Linked DNA regions of Homo sapiens: region 2 is linked to region 1. A link is a loop called in an ENCODE intact Hi-C map of the cell type or tissue named here. Cell type or tissue: endothelial cell of umbilical vein. All regions are shown on one strand. Links, peaks and the distances in the headings refer to the core of each region. The heading gives the core; the rest is flanking DNA.

Region 1 (11,214 bases), core at 1,296-9,295:
GTACTCAACACAGAGGAGATTGTATCTGGAGGCCTTCTTATATTATCTCACTAAGACTCATGAGAACCAGCAGGTATGTGCTCTTAAGAAACGCATTTAACAGAGGAAGAAGCTGAAACTACCCACCTACAACTCCAGAAGGTAAGTGGTAGAGCCCAGGTAGGATCCCAGGGGCCCTTTGATTCAGTTTCTGGGGCAGGAGTCTGCACACTATGGCATGTGGGTCAAATCTGACGTGTCACCTCTTTATGTAAATACAGTTTTACTGGAGCACAGACATACTCATTTGCACATTGTCTATTGCTCCTTCCATGCTACAACAGCAGAGTTGAGTAGTTACAACAGAGACCACAAGGTTTGCAAAACCTGAAGTATTTACAATCTGGCCCTTTACAGAAAAAGTCTGCAGACTGCTACCCTAGAGCTCACTCTCTCGGCTTGCGTGGCCCAGCGAGCTTTGGGCTGGCAGCACCAGCTGGAGCCGTCAACCTAGCAGACATTCCCTGCCCTTGGACACTGCCAGCCCTTCCTTCTTTGATGGGGCAGAGCCGGTGGGGAGGCAGAACTCAATGGTCTTCCCAGAACGTATTAAGTCCTGTAAGAAAGCACATCCCTTGAGAATTTGAATTCCTGTGGCATCTCTACTATTTATATTAAAAACACCACAAAAACTCATTTTTCATGCTATTTCAGCTGAAAACAGCCATGGCAGGACCACAATCCGGAGATCAAGACGGAGTGGGGAGAGCATGTTTGTGGAGTCAGGGCTTAGCGTGCCCCAGGTTGCCTGTCCCAGGTGCACTGGGCCCAGGCCAGGTTTCTTTCTGGGATAGGGGGCTTGAGGAAGAGGGTAAATCAAGAGGGGAAAAGGTACCTCGCTGGAAACCTTGCCTCCTCTCATCTAGAAAAGCATGAAAACACAAGCTGGCGTTCACACGTCCACCTTGTTCGACAACCTAACATGGGTCATTAATTGAAATAAAATGAAACCAAATGGAACCCAGATGTTCGCATATATTCACTTGCACACAATTCATAGGCAAATCACCAAATGAAAATGTGCAAAGATATTCACAGTAGTTACTTGAAGGGTATGCGGCTACCTTGTTGTCTCTACCTCAACTCTTAGTTTTGTTTTGTTTTATGGCACTTAAGCAAAGAACAGGAGAAAAAAAAGGCATAGATGTACAACTCAGAATTATTCTGTGTTTCACCGCCATAAGAATGTCAACCCCACAACTCCACAACAGACTCTGTCTGTTGTTCATGGTTGTATCCCTGATGCCCAGAACACAGCCTGGAACACAGTAAGTATCCAATGAATCGTTGTTTATTTAATAAACACATATTTTATATATGCCAGGTGATTCACAAGCAACATACATTAGTGTTACAGTAAAGAAAACACATTATTTAAAAGTATGTATCAATCAATTAAAAAAAGAATGTCTTAGCTAATAAACATTCATTGACTACCTACTATGCGTTCACATTACTGTTTTTCTTTGCCTTCAGGAGACCTTGCACAGTCAATATTCATAAGAAATATTCAATTAATGCCTCACAAACATTCCTGACCATACAAACTGTACAAACGCCACCACAATTACCACATACTTTGAGGATGATATATAAAAACAATAGAATAACTACTCATCTTTAAGAAATCAATTATTCCAATGAGCCTATCATACAATCCCCAAGAGTCTGGAGTGTATTTCCCGGGGAGACAATGAAACTGAATTGCAACCGTGGTGCAGAGGAGAACCCAAAGTTGTTTTGCATAAGTTGTCATGGGCCATTATGATGCTGGCAACTTCTATGAATAAACAAGTCAGCATTTGTGAAAGTTTCCAACACAATGCATGGCACCCAATATGCCCCATTTCGCTAACCTCCACTGAGCCCCAAGCTCTGAAGATCAAAGTCAAAGCACGAAATGAACGTGAGAGAGCTGGAAAGCTAACTACAAAGCCTCTAAAAGTTACGTAAGTCAATATGGGCTTTGTCCTAAGCATGCGACGCTGAGGCAGACTTTTAACTCATTTTTGTTTTCCTTTTTACAAACTTGTCAATGAAACCTTTATTTGAAAAACCACTCCTTAATGTCGAGTAGGAAAAGACACCAGAGAATAGCCAAGATTGCAAAATAATGGCCGGCCTGGCTGCACCGCCCAAGACTGGCTCTCTGGTGGCCGGGCACAGGGGCTCACACCTGTAATCCCAGCATTTTGGGAGGCCGAGGCAGGCTGATCACCTGTGAAGTTCAAGACCAGCCTGGCCAACATGGAGAAACCGTGTCTCTACTAAAAGTACAAAAATTAGCCAGGTATGGTGGCAGGCACCTATAACCCCAGCTACTCACAAGGCTGAGGCAGGAAAATTGCTTGAACCCAGGAGGTGGAAGTTGCAGTGAGCTGAGATTGCACCACTGCACTCCAGCCTGGGCAACAAGAGAGACACTCCGTCTCAAAAAAAAAAAAAAAAAAAAAAGACTGGCTCTCTGGTAAAACCATACTGGAGCTTGGATGTAATAATAAACCCCACAACGCTGAGTGTTAACCTGCTCCCTGTGACCCTTCATTGTTAAAGATGCTGGTGACTGCTACAAGGTTATCCACTTCACATCTGCCAGCTGGGAAGTTGTGCAAACGGCATGTAGGGGGAAGTGAAGGGCAGCTGGGAAAATGAAAAACACCTTCAGAAAGTGAAATAAACTTTCTTAAGAAGATACCACCCTCCGCTAGCCATATACCAAACCGTAAAAAGAAAGAAAAATATTAGGCCTACGCCACATGGAACAACAAGACAATCCTTGTATCTCAAGGAGGTAAAAAAACCCACACCAAAATAGCAGCCAGATGTCCCCAGTGCCACTCTCTTTAAGAAAGATTACCAAATGACGGACAATCAGACATTATTCATTCTGCAAATAAATATTAATGACCGGCTCTACGGCGGCCTAGGTGCTGGGAAAAAAAAAGACCAAATAGTCTCTACACTTAACAAGTATGATTAGCTCCTTAACAACATGCTCAAATTCGCTAATGGCCTCCTATGAGCAAAGTTCATTGTGCTTTACAGATGTTATTGTCTATTCAATATATGTCTATTAAGCCCCAAGCATGCACACGGCACTGTGGCACTGTTGCAGGCACTAGGGTTACCAAAAACAGACAAAAGTCCCCTGTTATGCATCTCATTTTAAGCTCAATTTATCACCATGTAGCAGATATCATTATTCCCATTTTAGAGAGAGGAAAAGTGTGGTTAGCCCTAACCCACCCAGGTCAAACACTAGTGAAGGCCAGAGCCAGGACTTCGGCCCAGCCCACCTTTAGGTCCTTGACCTTTCCCTGATCCAAGGGTCAAAAGCAAACACAAATGTCTGCAAGGGCTAGGATGACAAAAATTACAATGGGCCAGGTTTATCCCATCATAGCCACTTATGTTTTGTTTTGTTTTCTTATTAAACAAACTATTAACTCACAGTTCTATTTTCCACTTCAGTCCCCAAACAATAATAATGCTTCCTCTCATTTTTCTTGAAAACCAGCCCTTTCATGCTAACTTTTTGTTCCCTGAGACAAAGCCATAGGTAACAGGAAATACATCACTTTCTTATCTTTTCTTTCCTTTTTTTTTTTTTTTTTTTTTTTTTGGAGACAGGTCTCACTCTGTCACCCAAGCTGGAGTGCAGTGGTGCGATTTCAGCTCACTGCAACCTCCGTCTCCTGGGTTCAAGTGAAACTTCTGCCTCAGCCTCCTGAGTAGCTGGGATTACAGGCATGCACCCCCATGCCTGGCTAGTTTTTATTTTTAGTAGAGATAGGGTTTCACCATGTTGGCCAGGCTGGTCTTGAACTCCTGGCCTCAAGTGACCTGCTCACCTCAGCCTCCCAAAGTGCTGGGACTACAGGTGTGAGCCACCATGCCCAGCCTTCACTTTCCTTTTAACACTGTTGTGAGAAATAATTAGAATGAGAATGGTGATAAATGGGAAACTGACTCTCATCCACCCAAACATTGAGGAGGCAATGGCAGTTGCTTCTTGGCCTCAGCTTACAGTTACCATGCAAAAAGTAGGCCAAACATTGCCTCTGAGTTTTCAAATGAAGCCAGAAATTTAGAATGCTATGTCAGATCTTCCAGTACTTAGATACTGACAATCAATTAAAACTTTTGAAAAACTATGTATGCCAGTATTTTACTAGCTCAACAATACATATTTTGGTATTAAATCTGGCAGCGATCTCCAATTTACAAGCTCCACATTATTCCTAGTATTCTTTTTAGCAAATATCATGCATATTGCACAGTACTTTTATTTATTTAGAATACCTATCGATGATCTTTCTGTATTTATAGATAGGCCATGAGACCAATTACATACAGAAGAAAAATGTGTTTATATCAAAGTACACTATATTCCAAGTATCAAATGTAAGATGGTGACAATAACTGAAGTGAAAATTGAAAGAGGGGAGAGGTTGCCTGATTCCTGAATAGCTGTCAAGGAGGAGAGGAGACTCTACCTTGGTTTATGGATGGGTCCAATATGGACATACAGAAAAGTAGGTCAAGAAGAGATGAAGCATGAGAAAAACCTTGGAGATGAATGTGAGAATGTTTAGTTGCTCATTAATATTTAAGGAGGAGTAAATATAAGAATATTGGAAGATCACTTGAGGCCAGGAGTTTCAGACCAGCTGGGACAATACAGCATTTCTACAAAAGATAGTTTTAAAATTACCTGAGCGTGATGGCATGCACCTGTAGTCCCAGCTACTCAGGAGGATTGCTTGAGCCCAGGAGTTGGAGGCCGCAGTAGGCTATGATTGCACCCCTGCACAATAGCCTGGGCAACAGAGCAAGACTATCTGTTTAAAAACAAATAAACAAACAAACCAACCTGAAAAAAATAACACTGATAGAGTAAAAAATATGACAAGGAACTTGTAGAAGGTGAGGACAGAAGGTTATGCTGTGGAAAATAATAGTGTATAAAATGGGGAAGGTATCTGGTCTACTTCATGACATCAGGTTAGAGTTCAGACTCAACTCTTGAGGAAGAAGTTGTGCTATACATCTTTTGATATCTCCTGCATCTAACACAGTGCTTAACATGTAGAAAGCTTCCAATAAAATATTAAAGATGGAATGAGGTCACATGCACAATGGCATTTTGACGAACACAAAGCATGCACGACATCATGCGATTATTAATATTGATGAGGAAAGAGTATTCAAAGGAAATTTCCATAGGATTCCTGAGAGATGAATAATAAATTGAGGGTCTCTGGCAATCGTTAACATTGTTGTCAAAGTTCAACAGGCATTTCCTTCTCAAAAACAATGAAGGGAAACCCATTCTACTGGTTCCTGCTACAACTGGGGATATTATGCCAAAAGGGCAAGAGGAATAGAGATTCCTATGTGGCCCTTTTTGAATTTCGGAATTGAGACACACTCTACCCTTCCCCCCACCCAGTCTCCCCTAATTAAAAAAAAAATAGCAATAGCCTTTAATATAAGCAAACAGGAAGTTTTACATTCACCAAATGCTACAGTTCACCTTCCATTGCATGACAGCTCAAGCTATGGAATCAGACAGACCTGGGTTCAGGTCCCAGCTCAGCAATTTATTAGCTCTGCCACTTTAGACAAGTTACTGAGCTTCTTTGAGCCTTTGTAAGAAGATGAGGCAGCAAAAGCAACACCTATCTCATACAACTTATGAGGATGATGGAAGTGATGAATAGGAAACCTAATTACCCACATGTAAATACCAGCTTGGAGACAAAATGATCTCATTTCAAGGAGACATCAAAAGCCAATGAGACAATTTCTGTTGAGTTGAAAATCCCACAAAGATTTCATCCACGTTGTAAATTGGTACTTGATATTAATCTATTTTTTGACTCCTCCTAAGTGCAGTGTTGCCTTCACACGTAGCTGCGTCTCTCAGCAGGGTGATCCATATCCACAGATTGCCCACAGCTGTCTCAACCACATGAAAGACCCAGACACTCCCAAATGACCCACTGGCACAAGGTAGCCATTCATCAAATGCTAGAAGCTCAGCACCAGACACAATGAAAGGTTAGCGCTCGGTTTTTATTGCGTCGGTATTAGCTTTCCCTGTCTGCAGCCATTTGATTGGTACAAAGCTTTACACTGTTTACAAATGTTTTAGAGTCCTGGCCTTTTCTTCTTATTGACTTTTACATACTCACATCATTAATCTTTAATTTTCATTGGAAACTACATCCAGCAATCAAAATGAAATGCTGCCTTCTGCCATGTGCCTCAAAAGTCCTGATGAATTGCACACCACTAAAGAGTCTAGGTAGAGTACAGTGTGTTGGGAGGAGAATTGCCATTACTCATTCTATGCAAAAGTTGAAACTGTTATTTTTGTGACACCGCATGTGCACTTGATACCAGCCACGTATTTTCTAGCATACAGTGAGCATTTCATACAGAGCAGTGGTTTTTATTGGCTATGGTTATCTCCATAACTGATATCCTTGAGAAAAACAATTGATATTTATCAAAGATAGGAAGTAACTTCTGAAGTAAATAACATTCTTTGTCAGTGATAACTGTTACAGAAATAGCAGAGCAATGAAAGAAGTAGCAGTGTCACTATATAATCCAAGCTTGAGAGTGCTGAACAAGGGTGTAATGCAATTTGCCATTTTGCTTACTGATGTCACATATAAATGGGGAAGACACAGTGGCATACTTTTGAGAAAAAGGAATTGTTTTCAGATTTCTTTCAAATAATTTCCAAGATCAGCATTGTCAAGTGCAACAATCTGTAATGATGGAAAAGTTGCACAACAGCAAAAAGCTGGCATGCATCTGTGTCATTAAAAACTCAGTATGATTTAACAAATTTTAGCTAAGATTTAAAAATACCGTGTTATGTGATGTGGATATGCCAGACATTACTTAGTTACTCCCCTACTTTTTCTTATTATAGTTATTTTTCATTTTTTTATTGTAAATATTTTCATAATGTCAATCAAAGAGTACTTTTGAGATCCAATGATATATACTGAAACTTTGAGAAGCTAGTTATGCCATTAGGAATCCCAGTCTCTTAAGAGTTTTGCTTACCATTTAAGACGAATCTGAAAGAAACAGTCAATCAACATTGCATTAATCCATTAATGAATATAATTATATGGATGTAACTGAGACAGGATTTTCAATACACAAAACGTGTGCTGTTAAGAAATAGATAAAAAGGAAGCCTATAAAGATTTTACCCCAAGTTGCAATAGTTCCTTGCTATCAAATTTTTGGATTGGTTTATAAAACTTTATGTTCAATACTTCCTGTTTAATTCATGAAGCATATTCTGGCCAATATGGGTGAAACCACAGAGAAAGAAAAGTAAACAAGTATACTTAGGATAATTCATGGTAATTGCTCTTATGAAAGAGATTATGAATCATTTTATCTCTACAAATTTGATGCATTTCCAAGCATTCTGGTGTGGCACAAGAATATTACAGATTCAATTCCTCAATTCCCAAGCATTTCCTGTTTCCCAAGCCTTCTGATGTGGTACAAGAATATTAAAGACTCATTTCCTGATTTTGATAAAGTTACAGTGTGGCTGGGAGGCAAGACATGCACAAAGATACTAAACATAAGTTTACATAAGTTATGTCAAAGTAAATGCTTTGAAAGAAAAGGTAAAATCTCCATGACTGGGATGTCAGGATAATGCCATAAGGGAGTGGATGAAAATTTGTCTTTGAGGAATGCAGTAAGCCTCATAAAATCATCATAAAGAAGAATGGAAAATAAAGACTCCTGGTGTGTCTGCGAAATAATTAGAGGACTAATCTGTGTAGAGGAAATACATTTATTGGAGGCAGGTGAGGTAAGGTAAAAGAAGGCAAAGACACTGGCTGCAGTCTGAATCTTCAGGGCTTTATTCTACACCCAATAGAGATGTCATTTAACAACGTAATGACTTACAAAGATTCTTGCTTTCAGATATTGGTCCGAGCATGATGTGATCAGGGGAAAGAACGGTGGGGACAGGAAGATCACTTTAGGGAGCCATCTTGCACATTTGGAATAAGAGGAGAATACAGGAGAATAAAATATGAACTCAATGACATCAGCAGAAATAAAAATTCTTTCAGAGGGATACTGAAGAAGCATGATTAACAGACTTTTGAGGTTATATGGATATTGTCAAAGAGGCAATGCATCATAAAAAACCACCCTAAAATTGTAAACTCAGTTGTTGGAAGAACTTATGATATGACCACTGAGAAAAAGAGAAGTTAAAGAAAAGTATTAATTTAGGAATGGCAGAGACCAGATGATATATGAGTCTGGTTTAAGACATGCTGAATTGAATCTATTGATATATTACTAGATGGAGGGACTTAGAGGATGGTTAAAAATATTTGGCTGAAGCTCAGGAAAGAGATTGGACACTGGGAGTCCCCTGTTGGACAGCTGAAGCTATAACATTAGATGAGCTCACCAAGGGAGAGGTGTTATGCAAAGAAGATTGCAATCCTGGGACCAAGACTTAAGGAATGTCCACACATAAAGACAGGAGACAAAGAAGTTGGTGTTAAAGAGAAAGAAACAACCAGAAAGACAGGATGGGAATTGATGTCTTGGAAAAGTATGGGATCCCGAGATAGTTACCTTTGAGGACTACTCAGAGTTCTGAAACATATTTTAGCCACAGGACCTTTTTGTCAAGTGAAAAATCTGTGAGAAACCTGAGAATAGCAGAACTGCTCCAGTACGAGATGGGTTGGAGACTTGAAGAACTGATGTTTCAGTAGGGCATGGTGGCTCACACCTGTAATCGCAGCACTCTGGGAGGCTGACACAGGAGGATCATTTGAGTCCAGGAGTTCAAGACCAGCCTGGGTGACATGGCAAAACCCCATCTCTACAAAAAAATACAAAAATTAGCTGGGTATGGTAGCACATGCCTGTTGTCCTAGCTACTCGGGAGGCTGAGGTAGAAGGACTGATTTAGCCCTGGGAGGTTGAAGCTGCAGTGAGCCATGATCAGGCTGACAGAGCAAGACCCTGTCTCGAAAGCAGATGAAAATCAAACTGTCATCTCAGCCCTCCCATCTCCAACCTGACCCCCACCCCAAGCATTCACCGCTACTAAGGGAGTGCTGGTTGACAAAGACTCCATAAAACAGAGCTTGAAAATCGTTGACTTTTGATTCTTTTTATTTTAAAGATGAGGAAACTGGAACACCGTGAGGAAAAGTGAAGAGATTATCAGTGACAGAATCATGAGTTTCATCCCCTGATTTCTGGTCTGTTAGTCTTTAATTAGCAACAATGCTTCTTACAGTGCCCAGAAACCTGAGAGAGAAGAGAGGTTCAGGGAGGAAGGATGGTGGCCTGTGTACAGAGTACACGGGGGATGAGGGAGTCCTAGAGGTGCTCCCAGCCCAACACAGACAGACAGCTGCTCGATCCTCCATCCCTATTCCAGGAATACACCTATCAATCACTTTCTGCAGGTCGCAGGAGATAATTTATTTTCTATATACCACTTTATACTTTTTTTTTTTTGAGATGAATCTCATTCTGTTGCCCAGGTTGGAGTGCAGTGGCTTGATCTCATCTCACTGCAACATCTGCCTCCCAGGTTGAAGCGATTCTCCTGCCTCAGCCTCCTGAGTACCTGGGATTACAGGCACCTGTTACCACACCCAACACATTTTTGTATTTTTAGTAGAGATGGGGTTTCACCATGCTGACCAGGCTGGTCACAAACTCCTGGCCTCAAATGATAGGCCCACCTCGGCCTCCCAAAGTGCTGGGATTACAGGTGTAAGCCACTCCACCCAGCCCACTTTATACTTTTCAAAGTATTGTCACATCCAACATCTTTTTTTATCATCACAATAATCATGGGAAGGGGACAAGTTGGGCAGGTAATACTACAGTATTCACAATGTACACAACGCCTCAGAGACATTAACTAACTTGACCAACTCACTCCAGCACCAGGATTAGAACTCCAGTGGCTCCCCACGAATAAAACAAGGCAGCTATTTGGGTTACAGAATCAGCACAAATAGCAGAAGGTTTTGTGTCTCACCTAAATCAATAACTAAGGATTTCTGTTTCCAGGTAACATGAAGAAACACACTCGATTCTGCCTCTCCCATTGAATAGAGCAATAAAACATGGACACAACACACAAAGCAGCTATTTGAGGACTCTGAGAAGGAAATGGCAGCACACAGATTGGGGGAGAAGACCAGAATTTGAAATGCTGCTGAACCACAGGTGGGTTTTTCAATCTTCTTTCCTCTAGTATATCTTGGCCTGAACTTAAACACCAGACCTGGTAGTGGGCAACAGTGCAGAGACAGATGAGAAAACTGTAGGAGAAGCCATGAGGACCTGAGAAGGGAACTCCTACCTCCAAAAGAAACTATAGAAATCCCCATTTGGTTTTCTCTTTTTTCTATTTTTTAGCTGACACATAAAAAGCTGTACATTTCAGTGTAAACATCTTAATGAGTTTGGGGAAAGTAAACACCCATGAAACCATCACCACCATCAAGGCCATCAACATATTTATGACCTCCTCAAATTTTCTACTCTCCTTTGTTATTATTACTAAGATTGTTTTTTCATAAAAATCAATTTTGCGAGGGTGGCAGAAGAGCTCCAATAACAGGCACTCACAGAAGCCAAAACTCTATGGGAGAGAAATTTCTGTTTTCTGGACTTGTGATCCCAAGAGATTGAGGGAAAACCTCCATTTTTCTCTCTGTATCCCCACCACTGGCAACCAACCCACCAGAGTGGGATAATCGATTTCTAGTTTTGTAATCAGAAGGCCAAAAAGAGGAACTTCCAGGAAACAGAAAATATTAAAGGCATGAAATAAAGTAGAACTCAAGAAAACAAACCCATAAATGTGTTTATGAACATTTGGGCTCATTCTCTTACAGTGCATGTACAGATCTGATCCTACTCAGCCTACTACATAGATACATTGTTCAATGAACAAACTACCTTCCAGGATCCAGACTGGCCACTAGATGGAGCACATGCAGGGCAGATCCAAATAGCACTGAAAAGTGTTTGAAAACTGGACAAATGTTGGAATCATAACCCATAGAATGTCAGGTAGAACTTGGGGCCTGGCCTCAGACAGCCCAACTGACTGCTAAAAGAAAA
Region 2 (11,214 bases), core at 1,841-9,840, 140 kb before region 1:
GTCATGGGGGTGGATCCCTCGTGAATGTCTTGGTGCCCTTCTCATGCTAATGAGTGAATTCTTACTTTCTTAGTTCCTGCAAGAGCTGATTATTAGAAAGACTATCCCCTCACTCATCTTTGTCCCCTCTCTCTTCATGAGATCTCTGCACATACCAGTCCCCCTTCCCCTTCCACCATGAGTGGAAACAGGCTGAGGCTCTCACCAGAAGCAGATGCTGGTGCCATGCTGTTTGTACAGCCTGCGGAATCATGAGCCAAATGAACTTCTTTTCCTTATAAAGCAGCAGTTCCCAACCTTTTTGACACTAGGGACCAGTTTCATGAAAGACAATTTTTCTACAGATTAGGGGCAGGATGAGGGTTTTGGGATGATTCAAGTGCATTACATTTGTTGTACACTTTATTTCTATTACGATTACATTGTAACATATAATGAAATAATTATATAGTTCGCCATAATGTAGGATGAATGGGAGCCCTGAACTTCTTTTCCTGCAACTAGACTGTTCCATCTGGGGATGATAGGAGACAGTGACCAATCAGGCATTAGATTCTCTTAAGGAGTGTACAACCTATTTCCCTTACATGCACAGATCACAACATAGTTTGTGTTCCTATGAGAATCTAATACCGCTGCTTATCTGACAGGAGGCAGAGCTCAGGTGGTAATGAGAGCGATGGGGAGCAACTATAAATACAGATGAAGCTTCACTCACCCACTGCTCACCTCCTGCTGTGCGGCCCAGTTCCTAACAGATCACAGACAGGTACTGATCCATGGCCCAGGGGTTAGGGACCCCTGTTATAAAGTACCCAGCCTTGGGTATTCCTTTATAGCAACACAAACAGACTAAGACACATGCTTTATCACAATGTATTTGCCTAAATACTTATTGAAATACTACTATGTACTAGGATCTACGTTAGGCATTGGAGGATGTAATGGTAAATAAAAACAGACATGGTTCTTGTTCTCATGAGCTTACCTCTTAGTCAAGAGAACTGATATTAAATAAACACACAAATAAGTACATAAGTACTAATTATTTAAGCTGCTTTGAATAAAATAAGGTTTATTTATTTATTTTTTCCTTTTTTAAGACAGAGGCTCACTCTGTTGCCCAAGTTAGAATGCAGTGGCACGATCTTGGCTCACTGCAACTTCTGCCTCCTAGGTTCAAGCGATTTTCATGCCTCAGCCTCCTGAGTAGCTGGGATTACAGGCATGCGCCATCTTGCACAGCTAATTTTTGTATTTTTAGTGGAGATGAGGTTTCACCATGTTGGCCAGGCTGGTCTTGAATACCTAACCTCAAGTGATCCACCTGCCTTGGCCTCCCAAAGTGCTGGGATTACAAGCATGAGCCACCGTGCCCAGCCTAAAATAAAGTTTCTTAAATAACAATACCAAAAGACCTGATCCGGTATGCAAGATTAAGGAAAACTTAAGTTTGGAAATTATACTTAAGTTGAGATATAAAGGAAGCATAGAAATTACATTGGTAAAATTTGGAATGGAGGTGGCTTTTTCAGGCAAAGGGAACAGCACATGCCAAGACCTTGCATCTGGGTGAAAATGTCTCACTCAACTGACAAGATCAGGGTGGCCAGAGTAGAGGAATCAAAGGGCATAGAATTATGAGACAGGATGATTAAAAGATACTTGGAGTCATGTTAAAAATGTTGATCTTTATTGTAAGATCAATAGGCAACCATTGAAGTTTTTTTTTGTTTTTGTTTTTGTTTTTTTTTAGACAGTCTCACTCTGCCGCCCAGGCTGGAGTACAGTGGTGTGATATTGGCTCACTGCAACCTCCCCCTCCTGGGTTCAAGCAATTCTCTTGCCTCAGCCTCCTGAGTAGCTGGGATTACAGGTGTGCACCACCACGCCCAGCTAATTTTTGTATTTTTAGTAGAGACGGGGTTTCACCACGTTAGTCAGGCTGGTCTCGAACTCCTGACCTCATGATCCGCCTGCCTCAGCCTCCCAAAGTGCTGGGATTACAGGTGTGAGCCACCATGCCTGGCCACCATTAGAGAGTTTGAAGATGGGGGAGGGGCAATGGGAGCAAATGGCATTTGGAAAAATCCCATTCTGGTTGATGCATGGAGAATGGATTGGAAGAGGACTGTTGGGAGGGCATTGCAGTTGTTCAGGCCAGAGATGAGATAGGGGAGACCAGCATAGTGGAGGGGGAGATTCAAGACATCGAAGGAATTACAAGGTCTTGGGAAGAGTCTATCACAGGTCCCAGGTGAGAGTGACAAAGGTGACAAGGATGGGTCTCATTTCTGGCTTGCATGCCTGGAGGAATGGGGAAACTATTCAATGAGGTAACATCTCTGAAAAGCGTCAGGTTTCGGACAGGGTGGGTGGTGAGACACACAGAGTTAAGTTTTTAAAATGTTGAGTTTTAGCGGCCCTTGAGATTTAAAGATGTAAGATTAGAATAGGATCTCAGAGAAAAGGTTTGGGCTGAAGATATCAAAATGTGGCATGACTCACACAGCTAAGTCTCAGGGTTGAAGCTTACAAAGAAAGTCTGAAGTGAGAAGACAACAGGTCTCAGGATCAGCCTGGAGGGACTCCAGTACCTGTGACTCGTGTAGCAGAAGTGCAATAAAATTTTTTTATAATAACATGAAGAAGAAAGAAGAGAAGGAGGGAAAAGGATGAAAAAATAAGAGTGAAAGAGACTGTATTGGATTCAAGGTCTGGCTCTGCCATCTCAACAAGTTTCTTATTCCTCCAAGCCTCAGTTCCCTGTCTGTAAAATGGAAAGAAGGTGGTTCATATCTCATGTATGTACTATGCGGATTAAATAATGTAATATTTGACACTTAGCAAATGCTCAGTGAACTTAGCAATTATTACTCTGTGGATGGCACAAGGCTGGCTCTTAATGTTATTTATGGGAGTCATGAATGAATAAATCATTGGTTGAATAAATGGTAACTATCTCCTTTCTCATATAATTATTTTTTCTGAAATCCCATTTGTATTAAGAGTAATGGAGTCAGGGCGGAGTAGACGGCGTACGTGTGAGTTATGCATTTCATGGAGTAACCTGGAGCATGAATTTTAAGCCTCTATCTCATCAAAGAAATGGGAAATATTAAGGCATGATTTTTTTTTAAGACAGATTAGACAATCTGTGTTGTGTTCCTTTTCTCTAGGGAAGTAAAAGCAACCCTGTATTACCCTGTGTTACACATCTCAGGATGGATTTTGCAATTTCTCCACTGAACTTTTTCACCCTGCCTACACTTACAATTTTTAAAAGTCCATATTAGTTTGAGAGACCTCATCTCTTAGAGCTATCATCTCCCTATGCACTTTTACGACACAGTTAAAAAGGCAAAAAATATCAAAAGTTATAAGAGACACCAACATGACTGGACAAATGAGGTGTTTCTAGGAGGTTGGAAGTAACCTTGAACTCATACATTCTGGTTTATGTGAACCCAGCAAAAGTAAGAGGGACCTCTCATTGCAAACACTTGGGTCCATCAGCCTAACCAGCCTTCTCTTTATACTAACATTTTAATTAGCATCAGACATCTGCATGGATTAAAAAAGAAATAGTAATGAGAGTGACCTGAGAGCTATTGTCATTGTATTTTATTGAGTGCCTATCCATTTAATGGCTGAAATGTAACAATTTTAAAAACCAGGGTTGTTACTAGAAAACAAACATAAAGAACAATTGATGACACTATTGCATCTTTGGATAGAAATAAATATTTTCTTAGGATTGATTCAAGGAATTTCACTTTCTCTTTGCTTGACCCTCTGAGAACATGGGAGTGGCATGTCATAAATGTCATCTCTTAAACAATGACTTGAAGATTAATGCCAACGTGTTCCCAGTCAACAGGCATGAGTTGGCTCTACTTTGGAGGAAGTCACGGAACCAAGGATATTGCCTGGAATCTCATAAATTAAAAAGGATAATACTAATGAATAATGCAATCTGACAGTATTTATAATGGCTCCAAAATCTCAGTATAGAGATATCATGCACCATCATTCTGAAATATGCTTCTCTTCACATGTTAACCACTGTGAAAAAGAATGTATTGTGTGACTAGTAGCATCTTAGAAACATGATGATAATGAGAAGAACATACAATAACTAGAATTTATCGGGTGCTTACATTGTGTGCTGGGAACCATGCTAAGCCTTTTTTATGCAGTAGCCATTTAATCCTTACAGTAATTCTACAGGGAAGGTACTGTTGCTCTCCTCATTTTGTGGAGAAAGAAACTGAGGTACAAAAAGATCAGATAATCCAAGGCCGCTAACCCAAGGCCAGTAGATTAGGGAATGATGAAACTGAGATTAACAAAAAGGCTTATATGACTCCAGACTAAGCTCTCTTAACATGAACTGGGGGGCAATTTTATAAGTCTCTCCCTCTAGCCAACAAATAACTCTTCCTCCTTGTTAAAAAAAAATAGTAACAGAAGATCATATAATTAGATATATACACATTTTGTGAATTTGAAAGAAAATAGGAATAGCATTGAATCTATACATTGCTTTGGGCAGTATGGCCATTTTCATGATATTGATTCTTCCTATCCATGAGCATGGATTCTTTTTCTGTCTGTTTGTGTCCTCTCTGATTTCCTTGAGCAGTGGTTTCCAGTTCTCTTTGAAGAGGTCCTTCACCTCCCTTGTTAGCTGTATTCCTAGGTATTTGGTTCTCTTTGTTGCAATTGTGAATGGGAGTTCATTCATGATTTGGCTCTCTGCTTGTCTGTTGTTGCTGTATAGTAATGCTTGTGATTTCTGCACATTGATTTTGAATCCTGAGACTTTGCTGAAGTTGCTTATCAGCTTAAGAAGCTTTCAATTTTAGGTATCATTACTATTGTTGTTGTTAAGAAATAAGAAAAACAATGGGAATTTTCAGAAAAGAAAAAAACTAGAATAGCAGAGATTTTGGAAACCGAGTCCAATGGCTTGTGTGCTGACCTCAGTTTTGTTTGTTTTGCCAAATACCACCTGAACTATTTACTTCTATTTATGTAACTTACATTACTTATATTTATGATTCACTTTACAAACTTTAAAATGATTTTATCTAATGTGACTATAAGAACAGTCTAAAGTGTCAAACTATTACAGTTTTTAAAAATTCTGTGTGCCCCCAAGAACGTTCTGGAGCACCAGAAATGGATTGTATTCCCCACATTGGAGACTCTGGTGAGAATGACCATGGGGAATGCAGGAGAAAAGACAAAAGAAAGCAAACAATGGCTAGGAGACGTGGTGGCTCCAGACCTCTCATCTCCAACTTCTTTTTTCAACTTCCCAAGGAATCCCCATAGGGCATGACTCGGTTGCCTGGGAAACTCCAGTCTGTATAACCTGACCACATGTCATCCTGTGACAGATGGGAGAGCCTGTTAGCCACACTGAGGACTTGTCATAGACATGTCACCCTAGGTCTGCACATTTCATGTACAGTGAGCTCTGAATTTAAAATCAAATGGTTACTCATCAGGAAGGAAAGGCGTCACAAAATAAAACATGAAATGTTCTAAATTCAACAGTGGATTTAAGAGCATATAACAACACTGTGGTCTCGTGTACACAGGCAAAAAATGCAGCAGCACCCAAATGTTTAGTTTCGAAAAAATGGAAACATCTAGTCAGTTCTACTCCCGTGTCTTCTCTGTGGTCCAATTAATCAAATCAGAATGAACTCGAAACTGGTAGCCACTTGCCAAGCCTGCAAAAAATGTCTTATTCTGATTATTAAATAAACAACTCCTAAAAAAGGAAGTATTTTGAAGAAAGACAAACATTTTCTTCCCTCTGAATTGCAGTGTATTGAACTCCTCCCACGAGTTGGTGGTAGGAAAAGACTAAACTAGCTAGAAGCTGAGAATGTATCAAATCATTCTTCATTCCAAACATAAGATACCAAAATGTCTAAATTGGCTCTTAAAAATTTAGCAGTGTTATTGCTTTGTCTTCCATTTTAAAGAAAATAATTATGACACATTTTTGGATAGTAAAAGGTTTGATTATATATTTTTTCACAGAGTTTTATAAGATTAGTTTTCTCTTAAATGTGGAAGCTTCAGTGGCCAATATTAATGAATTCAATTTTGATTTCATATATTCTTTTTTAATGATTTTTTAATGTCATCATTCAGAAGGCTAGTTTTCACAACCCCAAGGCAGCCTGGTGTTGAGGTAAGAATCCACTGATTTAGACAGCAAGGTCAGAGTTTCAACCCTGACTGCTACATACAGCCTATAACGGCAGTATGCCACTCACTCTACCTTTATGATCTTTATATTCATCATAAGGAAAGTGGTAACCCTTCACATGATTGTTGGGGCTATAAGTGAAACAGTGAAGTGGGTACTCTTTGTGGTTGGACAGAAGAAAAAAATACATCTGCAAGGATACATATCAAATTCTCAACCACACTGTCCTTTAGGGTATTGAGGATTTGTGAAGGTGCATCTTGAGGAGGGGACTGAGTATATGGGGTGATGAAGGACTCCTATTTTATATTTTACACACTTCCAAACTATTTGAATGATATGTGAAAAGGAACATGCCTCATGTGTAAATATCAAAGATTAACAAGACATATAAGAATAAAAATGGCAAGAAGACAAAAAGAAGGGGTTCATGGTTCTTGATTTGTTTGCTGAACTAAGTGAAACTAAGTGGATTTCCATGCTTGTGTTCCTTCTCTCCTCAGAACCATGGGGGCTCTTCCAGCGCTGTCTCGATTCTAAGGTCAGTTGTGCAGGAGAGTCACAGGAAAGGCAGCACCCCAGAAATCCTGGTCCACTCAAGGTCCAAACTGCCTCATTAAATAGCCTGAAATCCTTGAAGCATTAAAAAAAGAGAGTGAGAGAGAGAGAAGACAAAGAAAATGAAAACGTAAACCCCCAGCAAACTTCTGTAGTCACTCTGTTTATCATAACTATAGTCCTAACACTATTACTATCAATAATTAACAGTTACTGTAATTTTGCTATGGTCTTGGGATTATGCTTAGTATTTTTAAATCAATGTTTCATTTAATGTTTGCACAATATTTGAAGACATTATTATCATCCCCATTGTGGACACGTGAAAACTCATGCTAGAGGGTTCAGGTAACTGAGCTGTAGTCACAGGTTACCAAGTTATGAAGCTGCAAACCAAATTCCAGCAACCTGGAATGCTACATGGGATTGAACAGCAGAAGCTTAACAGTACTAAAGAAGAGAAGTTGGCAAACTCGTTCTTTCTGAATACAGTTGAGTTTCTTGTGGCCTTGGATTACAGACTCAACATCATTAGTGTTATAAGGGATGGTGCAGGTCTTTGAGTTCGATCTCTCTGTCAGTAAGAGAGAGTAAAGAATCTTTTCCACATATCTATGACAGATGATCTTCTATCTCTGTTTAAACAGCTCTAATAAAAGAAAATTCAAGATATATGTGAACAAATCTTTGCACTGCTGAATAATTCCACTCATTATAACCTCTTCCTTAAATGAAGCATAAATTGGTTGCCCTAAGAAATTGCACCAAAGACCTTGGTTCTCGTATCTGGAGAGCCACATAGGTACGTGTTACCTCTTCTGTAGAATAATGTGATAATGTTTGAAAGATATGAATGCAATGCTAAATTTGGGTGGTTTCTCTAAAAGAGAAAGTAGAGTCTGGGCTTAAGCAACCACGGTTCTAGACTCAAACCTCACTTTGGCTCTTTGCTAGCCATTAATCTTTGAGCAAGTTCCTTAAATTCTGAGTCTCTATCTATTTGAATCTACAAATTGAGGAATACAGTATCCTTGCCATAGGACTTATGAGAACAAATATGAAGTTCCCAGTGCAGGATAGTGCCAGGCACAGAATAAGTATCTAGGACGTGTTGGTTTTCTCTTCTTTCACTCTTTTGTTTATCTTTCTGATTTCTCTCTAGTGTTTTTATGAACCTCTTGAAACATGAGACTCTCACATAGACACAGTCCTCCAGATGACTCTAATGCAAAGGAAGGCAAAGAAAGGCTGGACTGCAGATCTCATGACATAAACAGTGATTTTCTATTTAAATGTCTTCATTATTCCGAAGATACATATAGCCTAAAAATAGGTGAAAAAATCAAATCCCTCTTCCCTGCTTCCTAACCAAATCTGACGTCTCCAGTATTAAACTTACTGATTTTACTATTAGCCCCAAAAGACTATCATTTCTCCTTATTGAATTCTGTTTTCTAGCTCTTAGTCCATTGTTCCTACCTGTTGATACTGTGTTTTGGTTCTGTCACCTATGCTATTAGCAATCTCTCCCCCACTTAGTGTCAGCTGAAAATGTGATAAGCACACTTTCAACCCAAGGAACTGATTATAAAAAGGAAAAACAGGACAGGTCCCAGGAGTGCTCCCATGTCACATTGCTGCAGACCTCCCACCAAGTTGACAAGAAGTCATTAATCAACCCTGGCTGGATGGAGCTCCTCCATCATTGGTGATTGTGTCCAGCGGTCCTACCATGTAGTTCCTATGTCATAATTCTATACATGGCTGTCAGGGAGACTTTATAAAATGCTTCTCTGGAACCAAGATACATTCAGCCCCTATACTATCAGCCTTCTAATAAAACCATCAACATAGGATGTAGAGTTATTTTGGCACAAAATCACAAACTGCATTAGTCTCAATACTCATTTATATATTATATATGCTCACAATATTACCATTGACGCTAGGCTCTTTTTTTTTTGGAGACAAGAGTATTGCTCTGTTGCCAGGCTGGAGTGGAGTGGCACAATCTCAGCTCACTGTATCCTCCGCCTCACAAGTTCAAGAGATTCTCCTGCCTCAGCCTCCCGAGTAACTGGGACTACAGGTGCATGCCGCCATGCCAGGATGGTCTCGATTTTTTGACCTCGTGATCCACCCACCTCAGCCTCCCAAAGTTCTGGGATTACAGACGTGAGCCACCATGCCCAGCCAGATGCTAGGCTCTTTAGAAAATATTACTTTTCTTAAAAAGATGAAATTACTTCTTTGGTTTCCAGAAGTGATTAACATGGATATCCTCCAGTTTAGAGCATCTGAGTGTTGCTAAGCTAGTGGAATACTTCCTATTCTCTAATAAAATTCAAAAGTTACAGAAAATTACGCTAATGAATCTCTAGACCTTAGAACTGTTTTTACAATCCCTGAAGGAAGGTATCTGCTCTTATGCACGTGATCATGATCTTCTTTCCTTCAGAGGATAACAGTTTCCACTTTTCAAGAATATGTTTGATCTTCTCTTAGCTGTTAGAAAATAGAGCCATGAAGCTTCAATTCAGATCAGAGGAGGAAGAAAAATGAACATCGTAAAAGCAAAACTTTATTATTTTACCAAACAAGCCTTAGCTCTTATTCACGCATCTTCCTTACGTCATTTCCAGTTTATTTGTTATATTTTAAATTATGAAAATGGTTTAGAAAACTGTTTTTTAATCTTATTTTAACAAGCTTCCTGAATACAGTCACCTCAGCACAAAATCTAAAAGATATTGGCTTTTGTTTATATGTATTCATATTTTACCTATTTGCAATCATATTTATTTGTATTTTTAAACTAGTAATGAAATATGCCTTCATTTTTACTGTTACACATTCTAGTGATAAGACTGAAGCCCAGTTTGGTATAGCAGCTGCCTGAGCTATAATATAGATCTTAAAACACTGAAAGCCTAAAAAGTACATAATTTTTAATTTAATTTTTATATAAATATTTTAAAATCCTATCTATATTAGTAAAGAATTGCCTTATCTATTTTATTTATTTACTTATTTATTTATTTATTATTTAATTATTTATAGCACCGGGGTCTCACTGTCTTGCCCAGGATGGTCTCAAACTCCTGGGCTCAAGTGATCCTCCTGTGTTGGCCTCTCAAAGTTCTGGGCTTATGGGTGTGAGGCACCATTCCTGGCCTTGAATTATTTTCTTAATATTAATTCACCTGAGAGAAAGAATTGGATCAAAATGAATGAGTATGTTATTCCTTTTTTTTCTTTTTCACTAAAGACATGTGATCCCTGCATTTTTATTCTTAATGTCTATTGCCATAGCCATTTACAATAATTCATAGTGCTACCACTCATGCATAGATATTGCTTAAACTGTTAATTTTCTAAGCACTCTGTTTTAATGGAGACCTTTCCTTTTTGTATTTGTTCCACCCAGTGCTATGTTTGTGGCTTTTAGATATTAGGGAGTATATAAATTTGTTACATCAATTTTCTCTATGATAAATTATAAAGAAAATTATTCTATTTAGTTTTATTCATCTCCTCATGAAATAGTACAATTAGATTTTGGGATGTGACAACCTTACATCATTTTGTTTTTCTAAAATATCTAACTGGTATTTTTATCAGAGAGTTGGTTGTAATGCTAACATTATTACAGCTATGCATAAACCAACAATGGCCACTACAAGGCTTGTAAAAGCACATGTAAAATATGAGATGACTTTCCAAATTCACCAAATTTGTCTGCCATAGAAAAAAACTGTTGAGAACTCATTGGTGCCAAGTAGGTAGGTGCTATGGAAAAGCAAAGATGAATAAGACATAGCTGTTATATTGAGAGAGGTGTCATTGCTGAGCGATAATAAAGGAAATCTTGAAAAAAATAAAACAAAAAGGCCCCACAGAAATAGAGGCAGAATGTGGAAAAGTCCCAAGTGGAATGAAATGTTATGGCATTTAGAGATTGGAGAAATGAATTTGGGGTTTAAAACTCCCTGTTTGGGGCAGGAAGGGGTGGTGGAATTTATGGTGATTAAGATTTATCAAAACTCAAAAAAAGACTTTTTTTTTCTGTCTCTCGAGTTATAAAATAGTGCCAAATAAGGCTAATTCCTGGGGAATCAGAAATAAACTCTTCTCCCTAGAGAAGGGTCTTCTCTTAGTCTTTGTTTTTTAAAAGCTGAGATTGTGCTGAGCAATGCAACTCTGGGAATTGTGCTGTGGGAGAATGCAGTGTGTTTGGGGTGTGTTTGCTTTTGGGTGGTGCTTTCCCAAGGAGTAGAGTTTGGTCTGGGGTCCAGAAAATCTCTGGAAAATGGGCTTGGCTTCCCATCGTCCTGCAAGAGTGGAATGTGCCTTGTACACTTAGCCACCAGCATGGTTTGCCATCCAACACTAGGGACTGCAAAAGACAATCTGTCATTCCAATA

What was found. Peaks named below come from ENCODE experiments on the same cell type or tissue, not always from the same donor. Only the 100,000 strongest peaks of a DNase experiment are listed, where the experiment ranks them.
Region 2: it touches region 1 in a loop (6-fold over the local background); 2 of 110 quality-filtered maps call a loop at or near these places.

Annotation. Positions count from the first base shown.
Region 1 is chr16:77,588,933-77,600,146 of GRCh38, forward strand. LINC02131 (long intergenic non-protein coding RNA 2131) reads left to right here and starts at 1,953. Exons shown (of 3, transcript NR_184319.1): 1 at 1,953-1,988; 2 at 10,153-10,311. In endothelial cell of umbilical vein, for the core only: a CTCF peak has its summit at 8,466; DNase peaks (open chromatin) are centred at 2,619, 5,279, 6,499 and 7,529; H3K27ac peaks cover 6,520 bases.
Region 2 is chr16:77,451,775-77,462,988 of GRCh38, forward strand. LOC105376775 (a long non-coding RNA gene) reads right to left here. Exons shown (of 3, transcript XR_933752.3): 3 at 11,193-11,214. Among named protein-coding and RNA genes, the nearest start is that of ADAMTS18, 22 kb to the left of the region's middle. In endothelial cell of umbilical vein, for the core only: no CTCF peak of the experiment used is centred there; a DNase peak (open chromatin) is centred at 5,457; H3K27ac peaks cover 2,020 bases.